Linked DNA regions of Homo sapiens: region 1 is linked to region 2. The links are chromatin contacts, found by Hi-C or POLR2A ChIA-PET in ENCODE. All regions are on one chromosome and are shown on one strand. The core of a region is the stretch at or near the end of the contact, and the rest is flanking DNA. Distances in the headings are between cores, read along the strand shown. Region 1 holds the start of IFT172 (intraflagellar transport 172). Region 2 holds the start of MAPRE3 (microtubule associated protein RP/EB family member 3).

What was found. Hi-C counts contacts between places; a loop is a spot of excess contacts on that map. ChIA-PET counts read pairs that join two places held with the same protein, here RNA polymerase II (POLR2A). Pooled maps may share reads with other maps.
Region 1: a pooled map shows a loop between it and region 2 (9-fold over the local background). The contact joins the promoter of IFT172 here to the promoter of MAPRE3 in region 2. A Hi-C loop is called at or near these places in 6 of 50 pooled maps. POLR2A ChIA-PET finds 5 or more read pairs at or near these places in 2 of 52 experiments (CD8-positive, alpha-beta T cell and activated naive CD4-positive, alpha-beta T cell).

The regions. Positions count from the first base shown.
Region 1 is chr2:27,483,763-27,491,129 of GRCh38, reverse strand. It overlaps IFT172 (intraflagellar transport 172), which reads left to right and starts at 1,387. Exons shown (of 48, transcript NM_015662.3): 1 at 1,387-1,515; 2 at 5,627-5,770; 3 at 6,000-6,112; 4 at 6,864-6,903; 5 at 7,193-7,258. The coding sequence starts at 1,477.
Region 2 is chr2:26,965,273-26,972,608 of GRCh38, reverse strand. MAPRE3 (microtubule associated protein RP/EB family member 3) reads right to left here and starts at 1,972. Exons shown (of 7, transcript NM_012326.4): 1 at 1,807-1,972. RefSeq lists a silencer at 1,758-2,087.

The DNA.
Region 1 (7,367 bases), core at 138-2,637, 520 kb before region 2:
CTGGACCCACAGTCTGTCTGGAGAGCATATGTTACACTTCCTGGAGAGTTACAGATCTTCCCAACTTTGGATCATTTCAGAGCAGGCTTATGAATAACTCCTTTCTGCATTTCAATCTCTCTGGTATGTTAGAAGATAGGCCAAAAATTCTGAACGGGACTCCAAAGATCAACAAGTCAGTCTCTTTTCTACTTAACCAATCTCTAACCCCAGGTATCACAAGACAACCTATCGGGTGAGCCAAGTCAGGTCTGCCCTCAAAACTGAACCACAGGCCGAGAACGGTGGCTCACGCCTGTAATCCCAGCATTTTGGGAGGCCAAGGCGGGCAAATCACCTGAGGTCGGGAGTTTGAGACCAGCCTGACCAACATGGAGAAACCCTGTCTCTACTAAAAATACAAAATTGGTCGGGCGTGGTGGCACATGCCTGTAATCCCAGCTACTTGGGAGGCTGAGGCAGGAGAATCTCTTGAACCCGGGAGGCAGAGGTTGCAGTGAGCCAAGATCGCGCCATTGCAGTCCAGCCTGGGCAACAAGAGTGAAACTCTGTCTCAAAACAACAACAACAACAAACTGAACCATAAAAACATTCCAATGTAAACAGCAGTCTTTAACCCACCATTACCCAATTAGGAAGTAGGGTACCTTACGTTTCTTTGGCAGCTAGTTCCAAAACACTCATCTTCCAGATTCTGAGAATAAATGTCATTTATTGGGATGGGAATGTGACAGGTTATAGTATCGTGGCATGGAGAGAGCGAGCTAGGAGTTGAGAAGGAACATAAAAGCTGTTTAAAGCTACTAACTCTGGGTTGAACTCCAGTTCCAAGTCCTTCGCTGGCTGTGTTAGTTTGAGCAAGTGCCCTGAGTCTCCTGTTATGTAAAATGAGACTAATAATAACGCTATCCCCTTCAAAAGGTGGTTTTGGGATTAAATGATATAAATGCACGTACAATACTTTACACAGTACCTGGCAGACACATACTGAGTATTCATCGTTAGCTATCGTTATTAGCCTTGCGATCCCGTGCAAATCATGTAACCTATTTGGGTACAATTCCGTCAACTGCAGAAGGCCTATCATGGAAACCGCCCTGCTTCCCTCCAGAGTTGTGAGGATTAAGAGAGTGCACTCAGAAAGTCAGGTACATCGAAGAGCGAGACGGACCGCTATGACGTAGGACCTGGGGCTGGCTGAAGGCTTGTGGGCGGGGCTTGGTCTTGAGTTTGCATGCGGCGACGGGATTGGTCAAGGAGAACATTCATGAAGCCCTCTCAAGGGCCCGCCCTAGATCTCACCGCGCTTGCGCACGTTCTGTTTGCTTCGCCGCAAAGTTACGTGTGACCTTGCGACGCGTGTTGCGCTCCGGTCGCATAAGCGTCAGTGCCTGTCGCTGCGGCTGCGTGGCGGGTTGTCCAGGTAACCACGGGAGTTGTCGCTGTCTAGGAGCATCTGAAAGACAGGTGTGCGTCATGCACTTGAAGCACCTGAGGACCCTGCTGAGCCCTCAGGTGAGGAATTGCGTGCCAGTCCCTCCCCCTTATGCTTTATGTTCCAAGAAAAGTGGGGGAACTGAAGTTTAATGATGTTGACCTCCTACTGTGTGCAGAAGGCTGTAAGGGATATAGCGATGATCTGGATCTTGGCCTGTCGATACAGCGTCCAGGAGGCGAGATGCAGGGCTAAGGACTTGTAGCTTTCCTTACATTTCATTCACATCAGTTGTGTACAGGCCCCATGCTGGGGTTCGTAGGAATCCCAAACCACCCGACTTATGTCCCTCCCTTCAGGAGGCTCGTATTAGAGGGTGAGGTGCACATGTAAGCAGCGAGTATGCATGTGCCCATAATTAAATAAGCGCCTTAGGTGCAAGCCCTGAAGGGGGAGTGCAAAGACCGAACCGTGTATTCTGATTCAGGAGAGGCTGGGCACTAGGGGAGGAGCCCTGAAACATGGTGAAGAAAGGGTGGGCTTTGGAGTTAGCACACCAGAATTTAAGTCCTAGCTCCACCACTACTTTCTTATTTTCTTTTTAAAATTTCTTACCTTGTCCTTATTTCAGGTCAACCACTACTTTATTTAACTATTTGAGACAGAGTTTTGCTCTGTTGCCCAGGCTGGAGTGCAGTGGCTCGATCTCACTGCAACCTCCGCCTCCCGGGTTCAAGGGATTTTCCTGCCATAGCCTCCCAAGTAGCTGGGATTACAGACGTGCGCTAGCACGCCCGGGTAATTTTTTGTTTCTTTGTTTGTTTTTGTTTTTGTTTTTTGTAGAGACGAGGTTTCCCCATGTTGCCCAGACTGGCCACCAGTACTTTAAACAAATGACCTGATATCTCTAACTTTAGCCTTTATTATACAATGTCTCGGAGCACTCACCAACTTCTTCATTTGAAAAAACATGAGTACTAATAGCAACTTTAGGGGACTTGGGGAAGAGTTATATAGAGTAATATACACAAAAGAGCATTGTAAACTGAAAAGCAGTGTGAAAAATTGATAGACAAGAGGAAAGGACATTCAAAATTCAAAGGACAGAATAATACAAAGCTAATAAGAATAAGATGTCTGGCCAGGCCCAGTGGCTCACACCTGTAATCCCAGCAATTTGGGAGGCCAAGGTGGGAGGATCACTTGAGCCCAAGATTCCAAGACCTCTACAAAAAAATTTTGACCAGGTGCGGTGGCTCACACCTGTAATCCCTGTACTTTGGGAGGCCGAGGCGGGCGGATCACCTGAGGTCAGGAGTTCAAGTCCAGCCTGGCCAACATGGTGAAACCCCATCTCTACTAAAAATGCAAAAATTAGCCGGGCGTGGCAGCAGCCGCCTGTAATCCCAGCTACTCAGGAGGCTGAGGAAGGAGAATCGCTTGAACCCGGGAGGTGGAGGTTGCAGTGAGCCGAGATCGTGCCACTGCACTCCAGCCTGGGGGACAAGAGTGAGACTTTGTCCAAAAAAAAAAAATTTTTTTTAAATAGCCTCGTGTGGTGGCAAGCACCTGTAGGCCCAGCTGCTGGGGTCACTGAAGTGGGAGGATCTCCTGAGCCCAGGAGGTCGAGGCTGCAGTGAGACGTGATCACACCACTGCACTCCAGCCTGGGTGACAGAGTGAGGCTGTGTCTTAAAAATAAATAAGATGTTCCATAACTGAGTGTGTAATATGTACTGGGGTACCTTAATAAAGAAATTGGGATTATGGTTTATGGATTTACACATACATGGATTTAATCATGGTTCTAGGCCAGGCGCAGTGGTTCATGCCTGTAAACCAAGCTCTTTGGGAGGCCGAGGCAGGCAGATCACCCGAGGTCAGGGGTTCGACACCATCCTGGCCAACGTGGTGAAACTACTAAAAATACAAAAATTAGCTAGATGTGGTGGCGCATGCCTGTAATCCCAGCTACTCGGGAGGCTGAGGCAGGAGAATCGCTTGAACTCAGGAGGCAGAGTTGCAGTGAGTCAAGATCGCACCACTGCACTCCAGCCTGGGTGACAGAGCGAGACTCTGCCTCAAAAAATAAATTAATTAAATAAATAAATCATGGTCCTACCACTTACAAACTGTATATGTGAACTTGGGCAAATTACTTAATCTTTTTGGGCTTCCATTCATCTATCTGTAAAAGGGGGATAATAATAGCATCTACCTCAGTGTTATGAGGTAAAATGAGATTATGCTTGTCAAGCACTTATCAAAATGCCTATTCTATGGTAAGTACTTGTTAAAGGCAAGCTCTTATTATTTTATTCCCTACCTCACTTAATAAAAAAATCTAGTGAGGTACATATTGTAGAGAAAGGAGAATTAATTGATTATGGAAATCAGGAAGGCTTCACAGAGGGTGTGGCATTTGGACAATAGGAGGAAATGAGAACACAGGCCGGGCGTGGTGGCTCACGCCTGTAATCCCAGCACTTCAGGAGGCCAAGGTGAGTGGATCACTTGAGGTCAGGAGTTCAAGACCAGCCTGGGCAATACGGTGAAACCATGTCTCTACCAAAAATATAAAAAAATTAGCCAGGCATGGTAGCACACGCCTATAGCCTCAGCTACTTGGGAGGCTGAGGCAGGAGAATCGCTTGAGCCCAAGAAACAGAGGTTGCAGTGAACTGAGATTGTGACACTGCACTCCAGTCTGGGGGACAGAGTGAGACTCCGTCAAAAAAAAAAAAAGAAGGAAATTAGAACAAAGATAGTTGTGCTCTCTCCTCAGTTGGAGAAAAAAATAAAAAGACAGAGATTTGTGCTCATTGCTCAGCAAGCTGTCCATTGAATCTGTACTTTAAAAATTTCTCCGCCCTAATGGAAAAATTGGAAATGAAATCCTCCTTCAGTCTCTCAAAATAAGATGATGTCATGATGCAGGTAGGGCTGAATGCCCAGAATTGGGCAAAGCGATAAAGCAGGAGGATCAGCAAAGATTGATGAGGAGCCCTCAGGCCTTCTAACCTAATATAATGAAGAGTTAGAGGATCATAGTGATGGTGGTGTGGCTATTTTCTGGTTTGAGGATTTGCAGGAAAATAGACTTTTTACTTCTGACTTTGGAGATAGGTGAGTTTGGAGTGTAAAGTGTCAATGTTTGAAGCCAGAACTCTAGTGTCCAAATAATTAAACAATTGGGGCAGAAGAAAAGCAGAATAAAATGTTTTGTTTTCAAGGAAGGAAACCCTTAGTAGCAGAGCTAGTCCCTTAGGACCAGAGCTAGTGTTGGAAGGGTCAGATCTGGTCAGAATAATTCACCTGGAGATAACTTCTAACTTGGGTTTCTCTGAAGTGGGTAGTTAAGAAGAAAAGAAAGTGGGATTATTCGTCCTGAGTCTCAACTCGTACTCGCCCATCCTGAACTCTCACTGTCTCTCCCTTTCCTTTCAAATAAGCCCAAACTCCTTTGCCTGGCTTCAAAGACTTCCTGAGCTGGCCTGTTTTTCCTGCCTTACCCCGTCTATTCTACTATTTATAAGGTATAATAGTTTCAAATAAACTAAATTACTGTTTCTTGTCCAGAATTTGCCTTTGCTCATTGCCATTCCTCCCATCTCAGATAACTTCCTACTCAACTGCATTCATTCTTCAAAGCTTAATTTTGATAATTTAAGCATAAAATTCTCTCAGGCTTCTCCAAACTATTGTAGTACTTTATACATACTTTAATAGGACTTTTCTATTTTGCACCATCTTATTAGACGTGGAGGCAGGATCTATGGTTTGCTTTTTGTCTCTCTCTCAGCCCCTGGCCAAGTGCCTTGATCAATAAGGTGCTAAAAAAATATTAATTGAATGAATGGCTAATGACCAAAACTTACCAGACTAATTGAATTTATTTCAGTAGCAGACCTGGAAACGAGGAGGCCGTTGCAGGGATTCATTGATACAGTTGACTTAGCACCCTGCCTCTTAGTGCATTTGCATATGAGTCTCTAGAAGCCTGTTGTTCTCACAGTCCAGGATCTGAAGGCCTTGGAGACCAGCATGGGCCACAGGCATCTCTTTGTTTTGAGGATAGAACCGTGACAGGAAGAAAATTGACCAGTATTACACTAGAATTAATGAAGCTAGAAATGCTTTTGGCATTCTAGACCAGCACATGGGTTTGTTTTTACCCCTTTGCCTCTACAGGATGGAGCTGCAAAGGTGACCTGCATGGCTTGGTCCCAGAACAATGCCAAATTTGCTGTCTGCACAGTGGACCGAGTGGTCTTGCTGTATGATGAACATGGAGAACGGAGAGATAAATTCTCCACCAAACCAGCTGACATGAAGGTAAACAGTGTATTCATGTGTACCTTATTTAACCTATTGATGGGGTCTCACAACTTGAAAGACGTAGTCTGCCTTCTAGCCATCAGCATAGGAAATGGCATACCCCACCTTTTTCTCAGTATAAATCCTCAAGCTCCCTTAGGAGCACACATATGCCTTTTTTTCTCTTTTCTCTTTCATGTGTACTCATTACTTCTTTTTCTTTCTTTTTTTTTTTTTAAACTCTTAGTATGGCAGGAAGAGCTATATGGTGAAGGGCATGGCTTTTTCTCCTGATTCCACTAAAATTGCCATAGGACAGACTGACAACATCATCTATGTCTACAAGATTGGAGAAGATTGGTGAGGATAGAGACTGGGAGATGGGATGGCCCAGGAAAGAAGGGGAAGGCAAGAGAAATGCCTCACTGGGGAGGGGAAATACAGGGGATGAGAAGCCAAGCTTGGCCATTGAAGGCAGAGACTTTCTGGAGTCTGTTTTTGCTTTTCTGCCTTCACCTGTCCCACGTGTTCTTCAATCCCATCCCTGGAGGAAACAGTCCAAGGTCAACAGGAGGCCCTGTGAGATCCTGGAAGCCCAGAGTGATGTCACATCTTTGTTATTGTTCTGAAGCTGCTTAGGCTCCCTCATATACCTCCTTTCAGGGCTCCTACAGAGTAGTCAGAAATACTACTGGGCCAGGGAAGAAATCTGCTCTTTCTTCTCTTCCCTCAGCATCATTTTTGGCAATTTGTTTATGGAAGTGGTATTTATTTATTTATTTATTTTGAGATAGAGTCTCACTCTGTCACCCAGGCTGGAGTGCAGTGGCGCGATTGTGGCTCACTGCAAGCTCCTCCTCCCAGGTTCACGCAATTCTCCTGCCTCAGCCTCCCGAGTAGCTGGGACTACAGGCGCCCACCACCACACCCGGCTAATTTTTTGTATTTTTAGTAGAGACGGGGTTTCACTGTGTTAGCCAGGATGGTCTCGATCTCCTGACCTCATGATCCTCCCGCCTCGGCCTCCCAAAGTGCTGGGATTACAGGCATGAGCCACCACGCCCGGCCTGGAAGTGGTTTTTAATATGTTTCCCCTTCTTTTGTTTGGCAGGGGTGACAAGAAAGTCATCTGCAACAAGTTCATCCAGACGGTAAAGTTCAGACCAGTCCCTGGAACCTTAGGATGAACAAACATATATCAGTATATCTACTTATAAATACAGCCAGGAGTTGCATTTCTAACATCTGAATGTGACTTTTCCTACTGCAAGGATGGTGCTTCATGGCTGTTCATGGTCATCTGCTGTCTTCCTTAGAGCCCTGCTGTGTCCTTCCCTATAGGAGATTGAGGTGGTGGTGTGTGGTGGGGTGTTGAAGTTGTTATAAAAGTGCTGGCCCACACAGATGGGGTTATCCTTTTCATTGTTTCCTTCCACGCAGAGTGCTGTCACTTGTCTGCAATGGCCGGCAGAATACATCATTGTCTTTGGACTGGCTGAAGGGAAGGTAAAAGAGGGAAGGGAAACACAAGAGAGGGGGTGGTAGGGATAATGGTTCTGGAGAGAGGAATATGGTTCATCCTCTTTCTTAGGATCAAGTTGCGTACTGGGGAGAA
Region 2 (7,336 bases), core at 723-3,222:
TGGTGAGCTATGTGACACAGGACCACACAGAAGGAATGCCACTCTCAGGCCCCACAGTTCCCACTGCACCACAGGCAGGTGCATCCCACCAAACCCCAGTCTGGCATTCGAAACAGAAGAAACTGCCCTGCTGGATGGGGGCTATAGTTTTCCTGAACTTCATCTCTATGTTTAAAACTAGGGCGACAGCCGTCTTGGCTACTGTAAACTAATCTGATGGGCATGGGGGCAGGGAGTGGCTATGAGGAGGCTGCCAATAGGCCATGATTGAGCAAAGTAAAGAGTGAAATAGTTATTTCTCATTGTTTGCAACCCCGGAAACTCCAAATGAGTGGCTCCTTCACCATGATTTTTAGAAATGGACCATGCGTTCCTTTTACCATCTGGAGTAAAAATCCCAAAGCCTCTTGTGCGGTAGATCTGGCTTATATTTACACGTGCTTTCTAAAAGCACACTGAAATTTGGAAGCCAAATAAAAAAGAAGCTGACAATGAGGTCATATAGTAGTTAGGGGCCCTCAAGTTGAGACATGTTTATTAAGAGTTTCTGGCTCTGGGCACTAACTCTGACTTCAACTCAGTTCTTCTGGAAAAAGAAAACTGTTTGGGACCCTCTTCTATTCCAAGAACAGGGACTGCAAGATGGGCAGGTGGAGGGGTAGCAAACATAACCCAGGGAATTGTCCAAATATGCTAGAACCCCTATCTGGTGACAGCCCCACAAAGACACACAGCTGGAGGAGGCACAGTGTACAGGCCTCACACCTACACCATGGAGAAGCTTCGATTTTTCTCCTTCCTCTCAACTCTGCACACGTTATGTTAAAAACTCACTACTATCCAATTAGTTAATTTACAGGAATCCAAGATCAAGTCCTGCCACAGCCCCTTCATATATAAACAGTAAGCACTTCCTATGGATGGTATCAGGCCTTTTTCCAAACCTCACATTATACCAGGGTTGTAGTGCGATTTAAAAAAAAAAAAAAGCATTTTAAAGAGTTCCGCAAGATGCTTATTCACAACACCACACCGGAAGCGCAGGAACTTGGAGCTCCCAAACGCAACCTCTTCTCCCTTCCCTCCACTACTTCTACTCCCCGCTCCGCAACACCGGCCGGGCAGTAGCTCAGCCCACTAGAAGGCCACCAGGCACTAGCCGCGTTCATTAAACGCTAGATGATCACGATGGGGCTGAACCCTTCCCAGCCAAATCTATTCGGAAAGCCCTGCAAGCTCTGAGCAGCCAGTGAGAACTGTCCAGACCTGCTTCCCCAAACCAGCCAGGCAGGAGCGTGTGGGGAAGAAACCCGAGGCCCCCAGGCTGGGCCTGGCCCGATGTTCCCCCTCCCCCAAGTCTCCCCTCGCTCTCCTGTCACTCTTTTTCTGGCACATCACTGGGGAGATCCAGAGAGGCCGGGAGATGTCAGGCCTAGGAGGAGTGAGGAGGAGGGAGAAGGGATAAGGGCGGACGGGAGGTAGTTTGGAGAAAATATCAGCCCAGGGCAGAGGTGCGGTGGCCACGTCTAGTGGGGAAGGAGCCTCAAGGTGGACCCGGAGAGACGGAGGGAAGGGGAGGGGAGGGAAGGGGAGGGGGAGTGGCTGGGGAGGCCGGGCCGCCAAGGCCGGAGGGAACCCGGCGACAGGGATGGAGGGGGTTGACCGGCGCGGGGAAGGCGCGGTCGGGATGCGGGAGTGCGGGTGGGGAGGCAGGGGCGGGGGGAGCCCGGTTCCCCTCCCCCAGCCCGGGCCCTGGCCTCCCGCTGACTCAGCCCCACGGCGTCCGTCGCCTCGGCCCGGACTCACAGTGCACGAGGCGGCTCCGGCGGAGGCGGAGGGGGAGGGGACAGGTGGCGGGGGCGCTGCGGCAGAGGCTGCGGCTCCGGCCGGCGGCTCCGGGGCGGAGGGTCCTCGCTGAGGCCGCCGCGGTCTCCGGCTTCAACGCACAGAGACTGCGGGGGACGAGGGCACTGCGCAGGCGCGATGCGGCCGCCGCTGTCAGTCCGAGCGGGGCGGGGCCAGGGCACCCGCCGTCTCCAAGGCAACTGAGCCGCGGGAGGACAGCCCCTACCTCCACCTTGCCTTAGCGATTGCGGCGGGAGGCGGGGGGCGACAGGAACAGGCCCACTGCGTTGCCGTAGCAACGAGGAGAAGAGACCGCTTCAGACGTGTGCGGCGGTACCGAGGGAACGCGCCTACCTCGTCACCATAGCAACTGGGAACAGCCCCTTCCTTTTTCCCTGGCAACAGGGTAACAATCCCTCCGCCCTGTCTCATCACAGGAGGAACAACCGTGTGCACCTGATTTCAGTAGCTGGATGACGGATTTTCATCTTTTATGGCTACGGAAAAGGAAAAAGAGACGTTTTCTTCTCTTTCAGCGACATGGAAGAGCTAAGGCTGGGTTTTATCTCCTCTCTTGGTGTGTGGGTTCCAATCACAGTCTTTTTCTCTAATTCCCAAATTCATTTTTTTTTCTTTTTTTTTGGGACGGAGTTTCACTCTTGTCGCCCAGGCTAGAGTGCACTGGCGCGATCTTGGCTCACTGCAACCTCTGCCTCCTGGGTTCAAGCAATTCTCCTGCCTCAGCCTCCCGAGTAGCTGGGATTACAGGCGTGCGCCACAATGCCTGGCAAAGTTTTTGTATTATTAGTAGAGACAGGGGTTTCATCATGTCGGCCAGGCTGGTCTCGAACTCCTAACCTCAGGTGATCCACCTGCCTCGGCTTCCCAAAGTGGTGGGATTACAGGCGTGAGACACCGCGCCCGGCCCAATTTTTTTCTACCTGTTTTAAACATCCCCTTTCATCTCCTACCAGAGAGTGTGCCCTTTACCCTTAAATCGAGCTAACGAAATCGTCTATCCACAGACCACTTGAGTTTTTGTCAGCCTTATTGTCTCTCTCCCATTGCAAGGATAAACACCTCATTTCTTCATCTTGCTCACTATCTGGTTTGCAGTCCACTTCCTCATAACTAGCTCCCTCTGACATGTCCATTCGTTTTCCCGAATTTCCTCCTCCAAGCATGCTGTTATGGATCTCCTCGGTTCTTCTGGATCTCCCTTTCCTCTCCACACTTGCTGTCCTTGTCCAGCACTGCTCTGCCCGGGGCTCCAGTATGTTCTTTCCCCCTGTGACTTCAGCATCTTGGTTCTCTTTGTGCTGATGTCTTCTGGCTCTTCCTCCCTCAGCCCTGATTCCCATGGATGCCTTGAGGTCACCTTTGTACCAACCCTGTACATTCCTCCTTTCTTACACACACCTTACACTATCGTCATTTGTTTACGTGTCTGTGTCTCCAGACTATGTGACCCTGGTGGGCAGGAATTCTGTCTTTTTCATCAGCTCCCTCAGCATCCACCACAGCATGTGACACATAGCAGATTCTGAGAAATGCTTATGTAATTGAATCAAATGAAGACAAATCTTTTCCTTCTTCTTTTCTCTGGCCTAACTGCCTCAGAGTCCCAGTCCCCATTTCTAATACCTTTACACATAGTTTGTCTTTTAGTACTATGCTACTATTATAAGTCTTTCATCTCCTTAGCTTTCCATCCTGTTAATTGAGACTCTGGCATTCTCTATTTCCTGAATCCTCGCCTCTAGCTCTTCTCTCTTCTACACTATCCCAAATGTTTCTACTAAGGTAAATTTCCTCACTGGGTACCAACCCCGTGACTCCCATACCCTCCATAATCAGCGTAAGCTCTTCACACCTAACCATCCTGATCATCCCCTAACCAGCTCTAATCAAGCCTTCTTGGTGAACGTTACTGGATTCTGCTGGGCTTGTTGACATGCCAGAGATGCAGCATTCTCTTCAAACAACTCAAAAGCAAGAGCTCACAACCTAGCATTCTCTTCCAAATCTCCCTGTCTAGCTCCCACAGATTCCGCCGCAGGACTATTGGTGCCAAAGCACCCCAACTAAGCCCATTTTCTTGGGGAAAAAAGAAGAAAGTTACAAATAGAGTAAGTAAGAAAAGAGAGGGGACACAGCATATCCTCTCTTCTTCCACCTAAAGCAATTATCAGAAAGGAGAGAGCTCTTTGTAGACAATAATTCCCAAAACAAATCAAGGGGTTAGGAGAGTAAAAACCCAGGCTACACTTTTTTCTAGCCACAGAGTTGGACAACTGGAGCTGTTTCTAACTGCATCTGCAGGGTATCTGGGTGTCACCAAGGCAATAGGGAAGTCGCACGCTCAGTTTATCTTGCTTTCCCATTCTGAAGTTCCAGCTCAGCTTCATTGTTACAGGTATAGACTTGGGTGGTGTAGACTGTCCTGAGTAATCCTGAGAAGAAGCTATGATCCTTGTAACCCCACCCCTTTGTCATACACAAGGTAGAGGACCATTCTACAAAGAGTTCCTATATACCCTTCACCCAGATTCTCTACATATTAACATTTTACTATGTGCCATTAACTATTGCTACAAAATGAATCACTCCAATTCAGTGGTTTAAAGCAACAACCATTTCGTTATCTCTATTTCTGTGGGATGGGAATTCAGAAAGCCCGCAGTTGGATGGTTCTAGCTCAAGGTGTGAGTCAGAAGGTGGCTGAAACTTAAACAGCAGGGTGCTTGCTGGACGACTTTTTATGTTGTCTTAGTGCTTATAGATCATTTGTGTAATTTCTTTGCACGAATGTCTAGTCAAGTCCTTTGTCCATTTTTGAATCGGACCGTTTGTTTATTGTTGTTGAGTTTTAGGATTTCTCTATATATTCTGGATATAAATCCCTTATCAGATAATATATGATTTGCAAATTATTATTATTGTTATTGTTATTATTATTTTGGGCCAGAGTCTTGCTCTGTCACCCAGGCTGGAGTGCAGTGGCACGATCTCAGCTCACTGCAACTTCCACCTCCCAAGTTCAAACGATTCTCACGCCTCAGCCTCCCGAGTAGCTGGAACTACAGGCATGCACCACCACACCTGGCTAATTTTTGTATTTTTAGTAGAGACAGGATTTCGCCATGTTGGCCAGGCTGGTCTCAAACTCCTGACTTCATGTGATCCACCTGCCTCGGCCTCCCAAAGTGCTGGGATTAATGGCTTGAGCCACCCACCACACCCAGCCCCAGGACAGTTTTCTAATACTGTTAATTCCACTTCTTTAGCTTGTTTGTTTGTTTAAGACAGGGTCTTGCTCTGTTGCCCAAGCTGGAGTACAGTGGCGTGATCACGGCTCACCTACAGCCTTGACATGCTGGGCTCAAACAATCCTCCCACCTCAGCTTCCCAAGTAGCTGGGACCACAGGGGTGTGCCACCACACCTGGCTAATTTTCTTTTAGATTCTTTTTTTTTGTAGAGATGAGGTCTCGCTATGCTGCCCAGCCTGGTCTCAAACTCCTGGGCTCAAGCAATCCTCCAGCCTTGGCCTCCCAAAGTGTTGGGATTACAGATGTAAGCCCAGGGCCTGACCCTAATTCCACTTGTTGTTGTTGTCTTTGAGACAGGGTCTTGCTCTGTCACCCAGGCTGGAGTGCAGTGGTGTGATCATAGCTCACTGTAGCCTAGACTTCCTGAGCTCCAGTGATCCTCCCACCTCAGCCTCCTACATAGCTGAGACCATAGGCATGTGGCACATGCCAGCTAATTTTTGTGTTTTTAGTAGAGACAGGGTTTCACCATGTTTCCCAGCTGGTCTAGAACTCCCAAGCTCAAGTGATCCACCCACCTTGGCCTCCCAAAGTGCTAGGATTACAGGCGTGAGCCACCGTGCCTGGCCTCCACTTCTTAAATGCCTCTCAAAACTCTTCCCTTCTTTATCTGCTTCACCTTTACCATCTCTTGCCTGGGTTACTGCAGAGCTTCCCGCCTGCTCTCTCTGCCTTCAGCCTCTCTCATCTCCAATCCATTCTTTACACCATTGTCAGAAGGCTCTTTCTAGAAATAAATCTTATCACATAACTATCCTGCTTAAATCCCTATGGCTGTCCTCAGACCTGCTGAAGCAACTTCCGGGATGGGGGATTCATGTAAGGAAACAGGGCGGAAGAAATATAGAATAGATTATCTTCCTCATTTTTTTTTTTTTTTTGACCCAGGCTGTCATGCAGTGGTGCGATCTTGGCTCACTGCAGCCTCTGCCTCCCGAGTTCAAGCAATTTTCCCACCTCAGCCTCCCAAGTAACTGTGACTACATGTGTGAGCCACCACGCCCAGCTAATTTTTGTATTTTTTGGTAGAGATGGGGTTTCACCATGTTGGCCAGGCTGGTCTCGAATTCCTGACCTCAAGTTATCCTCCCACCTTGGCCTCCCAAAGTGCTGGGATTACAGGCACGAGCCACTGTGCCTGGCCCTCATTTGTTTTTTTGAAGTAGGGTCTTGCTCTGTTGCCCAGGCTGGAGTGCAGTGGTGTGATCATGGCTCACTGCACCCTTGAACTCCTGGGCTCAAGCGACCCTCCTGTCTGGGTCTCGAAAAACACTGGATAACAGGTGTCAGCCACCAGGCCTGACCTCTTGAATTTTATTTATAATAAATACATCTTTAAACGTAATCTTTAAATTTTATTTAGAGATTCAGAAAATATTTATCTTATTTTAATTTTAAATGTATTTTTATTTATTTATTAAGGTAAACATTTTTATATTAAAACAAACAGACATAAGATGGAGTAGAATATAAGAATCACATGATTTCAAAGACAAGACCTTTAAAGAGAGTTTGAGCTCAACATGGGCTGCCCTCTATTCCCATGCCTGTGTTATCCACTGCCTTGGGGTACTTTAAGTGGAAAAGTTTGAGAAACATTGGCTTAAAGGATATAAAACTTCAGACATCTTCACATGGTGGACAAGCTCTACTACAATCTGGCCCCTACCAACCATTTCCCCTTCACCTTCTACTCCTTTTGTACCCTATCCCCTACTCCAACTTTTATAGTTCTTGCAGTTGGCCAAGCAAGTGGTTTTGTTTTGTGGCTGAGCCTGCCTTGCAGGGTTGCCCTTCCTTTCCCTTCATCAGGCAAACTTGGACTCATTCTCCAAGACCAGCTTTTGTGTCACCAACTTGGTGGCATGGTCATGGGCCTCCCCCAGAGAACCGACTTGCTCTTTCTTTTTTCTTTTTTCTTTTTGAGACAGAGTCTCGCTCTGTCGCCCAGGCTGGAGTGCAGTGGCACAATCTTGGCTCACTGCAACCTCCACCTCCTGGGTTCGAGCGATTCTCCTGCTTCAGCCTCCCGAGTAGCTGGGACTACAGGTGTGCACCACCACGCCCGGCTAATTTTTATATTTTTGGTAGAGATGGGCTTTCACCATATTGGTTAGGATGGTCTTAAACTCCTGACCTCGTGATCCTCCCGCCTCAGCC